Regions from separate parts of the Homo sapiens genome. Here region 1 is linked to region 2. A link is an interaction called in ENCODE POLR2A ChIA-PET data of the cell type or tissue named here. Cell type or tissue: MCF 10A. All regions are shown on one strand.

Region 1 (2,500 bases), 1.2 Mb after region 2:
GCACCATTGCACTCCAGCCCAGGCGACAGAGTGAGACTCCAAAAAAAAAAAAACAACAACAAAAAAAAGCCAGGAGCAGTGGCTCACGCCTGTAATCCCAGCACTTTGGGAGGCTGAGGCAGGTGGATCACGAGGTCAGGAGATCAAGACCATCTTGGCTAATGTGGTGAAACCCCATCTCTACTAAAAATACAAAAAATTAGCCAGATGTGGTGGCGGGCACCTGTAGTCCCAGCCACTCGGGAGGCTGAGGCAGGAGAATGACTTGAACCCGGGAGGCAGAGGTTGCAGTGAGCTGAGATCATGCCACTGCACTCCAGACTGGGTGACAGGGCGAGACTCCATCTCAAAAAAAAAAAAAAAAGGACCTACTGTTTGACAGATCAGTAGGTGACTACAGTTTACAATAATCTATTGTATATTTCAAAATAGCTAGAACAGAAGAACTCAAATGTTTCTAGCATAAAGAAAGGGGAAATATTTAAGGTAATGGGTATCCCAATGACACCAATTGGATCTTTACAATGATATGAACGTATTAAATTATCACATGCACCCCCAAAATATGTACCTCTATTATGTATCAATAAAAAAACCGAGAGAGCAGAGCTGCACTGAGGAGGAGCCACTGACGGGCCCCTGGCCCTTTGCAGGGATTCCTGTTCTCTTGAGCTGGGCAACCCCGGCCCCTCCTTGGAACATAGTCTGAAAAGCAGTTATTGACTTGGAAATTCACTGTGATAAAATTGGTTGTATAATCCTATTTGTTGTAAAACCTATGAAAGTATTTCAAGTATATTTTTGAAAGTATTTAGAGCTATATACCAAGATCATAATAACAGTTGCGGGCACTGAGTGGTTCTTTTGCTTGCTTTCGTTTCCTTCTTCCTTTCTCCCCCAACCCCCATTAAGAATGGGATGAATTGTGTCATTTAAAAAGCAAGTGAGTGAAAGAGAAAGGCAGTCCATATAGTGCAGAATATAGAATTCAGCCTCTTTTGTCGATGGGGGCACACTCGCCTAGCTTGCCACACCAGGAATGTCACCAACACATTCAAATGGCAATGACAGGCATCGGTTGTAAACCTTAATGTCTAATGTGTACCAAGCCAAGATCATGAACATTTAAAGCTTTCAGGTAAATCAGAAACATCAATTAAGAAATTGAAAACCATGAGACCATATAAAAGACACATCACGAAACCACTGCATACTAGCCCTCCAAAACAAAGGCGTTTGCAGCTAACCTTTGGTCAGAGGGTCTTTATTGAGCAAGTCAAAGGAGACCATGGTGATCCACACCTGCTCCCTCAGCTTATTCTCTTACTCTTGACACCTCTACATTTTCCCACAGGTCTTGACTGTATTGATTTGCCAGTGTTCTCTTATTGTTTACAGATTGTTCATTTTCCCTAAATAAAGGGTAAGTTGCACGAGACAGAGAGCAGAGTCCTAAGTGAACAACACACTGCTGTCTACACAGAAAGCAAATGACCAGGCTTGGTGATTTTCATCTCAACAGAAAACAATTCTTGCACACCTACCTCTTGGCTACATTAGGTAAATAACTTTGTGCCCAGTCTGGGGGAGCCCACTGTTTAGAGAAAGAGACAGACACATAAATGATCATTTCAGTAGCACATTGTAGGTCCATGCAGGCCTGGGGAACCCTCCTGACCCAGCCCAAGGGGCTCAGGGAGGTTGCTTGGAAGAGCCATGGCCTTGAAAAGTAAGAAGGAGTTCACTGGAGTTATCCGAGGGCAACAAGGTGAAGTGAGCCAGAGAAAGACGGCCAACCACGGCAGCCACTTATTTCTCTCTCAAATCTCTTTGGAGGGAAAATACTACATAAGATCACTATTGTTAGCATACCGGTTGAAGATCCCTAACCCAAAATGCTCCAGAATCCAAAACTTTTTAAGCACCAGCATGATGCTCAAAGAGAATGCTCACTGCAGCATTCAGGACTTCAGATTTTCATTTTAGGGTGCTCACTTGATAAATATAAGTACAGTAGAAATATTTCCAAACCCCCCAAAATTCAAAATCCAAGACACCTCTGGTTTCAAGTGTTCTGAATAAGGGATATTTCAGATATTACTCAACCTGTAATAAAGTTCTAAAAGCCAAGAGTCCACTGGTGAAGGTTTTACAAGCAGGCCAATGAATACATCCATTCACTCATTTATTCCTCAATAAATACGTGGTGAGAACCTCCCACGGGCAAGGCGCTGTGTGTTTCTGTACGTCTCACATAAGTGGAGACAGGCCTGGTGCTCTCCCTCTAGATCTTTGCCTGGCTGGTTCCCATCACAGCTTTTTGACTGGCAGGTATTTTCTGGCTTGTTTATTGTCTATATCCCTCTATCAGAATGTAAGATCTGACTGGGCGCAGTGGCTCACGCCTGTAATCCCAGCACTTTGAGAAGCCGAGGTGGGCGGATCATCTGAGGTCAGGAGCTTGAGACCAGCCTGGCCAACATGGTGAAACCCCATCTCT
Region 2 (2,500 bases):
TAAAGTTTTCCTGATAGATATCTTTCACCTCCTTGGTTAAATTTATTTCTAGGTATTTTTATTTTTGTAGCTATTGTAAATGGTGGTGCAAACTCAGCTCACTTTAACCTCCACGTCCCCAAGCTCAAGTGATCCTCCCACCTCAGCCTCCCAAGTACCTGGGACCAGGCTGAGTAGGCTGAGGAGGAACAGGTGGGGTTGGTCTTGCTGTCTCAAGGGCAGCAGAGATGGAGATGGAAGAAAGTTTACGTATAAGTAGATCTGTGAAGTTCAAACCTGCGTTGTTTAAGGATCAACTGCAAAGATCATATTGTCTGCAAATAGGCCATTTGATTCCTCATTTCCAATTTGGATACCCTTTATTTCTTTCTCTTGCCAATTGCTCTGGCTGGGTCCTTAACGTTTTTAAATTGTATATGTTTAAGGTATAGAATATAATGTTTTGGTGCACTTAATAAATATCCTTAACATTATTTGATGGCCATTTTTTTCTGATTTCACATTATATTCAAATTAACGAAAAAAATCCACATAGTACTGGTAGACATAATTTAAGTACTTCCCTACAGATGTACATTTAGACCTTTTCCAATTTGTCACTTTTTTTTTTTTTTAAGACGGACTCTTGCTTTGTCTCCAGGCTGGAGTGCAGTGGTGTGATCTCGGCTCACTGCAACCTCCTGTAATCTCTGCCTCCCAGGTTCAAGCGATTCTCCTGCCTCAGCCTCCCAAGTAGCTGGGATTACAGGTGCATGCCACCATGCCTGGCTAATTTTTTGAATTTTAGTAGAGACGGGGTTTCACCATGTTGGCCAGGATGGTCTCAATCTCCTGACCTTGTGATCCGCCCGCCTCGGCCTCCCAAAGTGCTGGGATTAGAGGCGTGAGCCACCGCGCCTGGCTCACTATACATATTCTTATATAACTTTTCCTTCTTAATAATCGTATTAGAGTAAATTTCCACATCTAAGATTACCGTGCCAAAAGCTCTTGCTCTCTATCCTGTATTTCACATCTATGGTACGTTTATTGAAGTATGGCTTGGGCCTGTCTGTATATATCAGTACGTGAACCTGAACTACTTCTATGGCCATTGCAAACATAAAGGTCTGGGGAAGCAAAATCTTGGTGAACAAATAGAGTTTCCAAACTTTTTTACTAGATCATGTTTTGATAATGGGGGAGGGAAAGTAGTGTCTTTCTTTACTTATGAATCATAGCAATAAGTAATTGGTTATTTAGCCTTCCAGAAAATAGATTCTGACTTATGTTTATGGGCAGAAAAGATTTCCCACAAGATATTTGGGCGTTGTCTGAATGTCTGAAATTGCTCAACTCACTTGCTACATTCTTTCAGTACTGCCTCACTATAGAAAGAACCAGAGAGATGGAAAATAAGTTTACCACTAAGACGGTTTTACATCACATTCTTTCAGTACGGCCTCACTATAGAAAAAAACAGAGAAAGGGAAAATAAGTTTACCATTAAGATGGTTTTACACCACATTCTTTTTCTCTTTGAGATTTATTTTTTAAAAAATCTTCGAGTCAGGTCAGGCACATTCACGCCTGCCATCTCAACACTTTGGGAGGCTGAGGCAGAAGGATCACCTGAGCCCAGGAGTTTGAGACTAGCCTGGGCAACATAATGAGATCCTGACTCTACAGAAAAATAGGAAAATTAGCCAGGAGTGGTGGTGCACACCTGTAGTCCCAGCTACTCAGGAGACTGAGAGGGGAGGATCACTTGAGCCCAGGAGTTCAAGGCTGCAGTAAGCTATGATCATGCCACTGTACTCCAGCCTGGATGACAGAGCAAGACCCCATCTCAAAAAAAAAAAAAAAAAAAATCTCCAAGTCCACAGAAAGATTAAAAAATGATAATAATACAATAAATACCCATATGCTCTTCTTAATTCACTAATTGTTAACATTTTGCCACTGTTTTTCTCTATCTCCATACATATATTTTTTTCTGAACCATTTAAAAGTTGCAAATATACTGACCTTCGCCCCTAAAATTTTCTAGCATTCACTTATTTCTTGAGAACAAAGACATTCTCCTACATAATCATAGCACCATTATCACACTGAAGAAATGTAACATTGTTACAATAATATGAACTAATAGCTGGAATATATTCACATTTCAAATTGTCTTGAAAATGTCTCATAATATTTTTTAAAATCCAGGCTTCAATCTTCAATCGAGGATTATACATTTGGTTGTCATGTCTCTTTAACCTCCTGGAATCTGGAAGAGTAACCTCTTTTAAAAAAATCTTTTATGACTGACATTTTTGAAGAGTTCAGGCCAGTTGACATGTAGAATGTCACACAATCTGGATTTGTCTGACTGTATCCTCAGAATTGGATCCAGGTTTAAAAATTCAGCAAGAATACTACATTGGTGATTTTTTTTTTTTTTTTTAACAGTCTTGCTCTTGTCGCCCAGGCTGGAGCAGTGGTGCAGTCTTGGCTCACTGCAACCTCCACCCCC

The links. Peaks named below come from ENCODE experiments on the same cell type or tissue, not always from the same donor. Only the 100,000 strongest peaks of a DNase experiment are listed, where the experiment ranks them.
Region 1: POLR2A ChIA-PET joins it to region 2 with 5 read pairs; 1 of 35 experiments calls an interaction of 5 or more read pairs at or near these places.

Annotation. Positions count from the first base shown.
Region 1 is chr1:245,471,975-245,474,474 of GRCh38, reverse strand. All of the region lies in intron 4 of KIF26B (kinesin family member 26B), which reads right to left. Among named protein-coding and RNA genes, the nearest start is that of KIF26B-AS1, 240 kb to the right of the region's middle. In MCF 10A, no CTCF peak of the experiment used is centred here; no DNase peak of the experiment used is centred here.
Region 2 is chr1:246,704,348-246,706,847 of GRCh38, reverse strand. No RefSeq gene overlaps it. Among named protein-coding and RNA genes, the nearest start is that of SCCPDH, 19 kb to the left of the region's middle. In MCF 10A, no CTCF peak of the experiment used is centred here; a DNase peak (open chromatin) is centred at 1,317.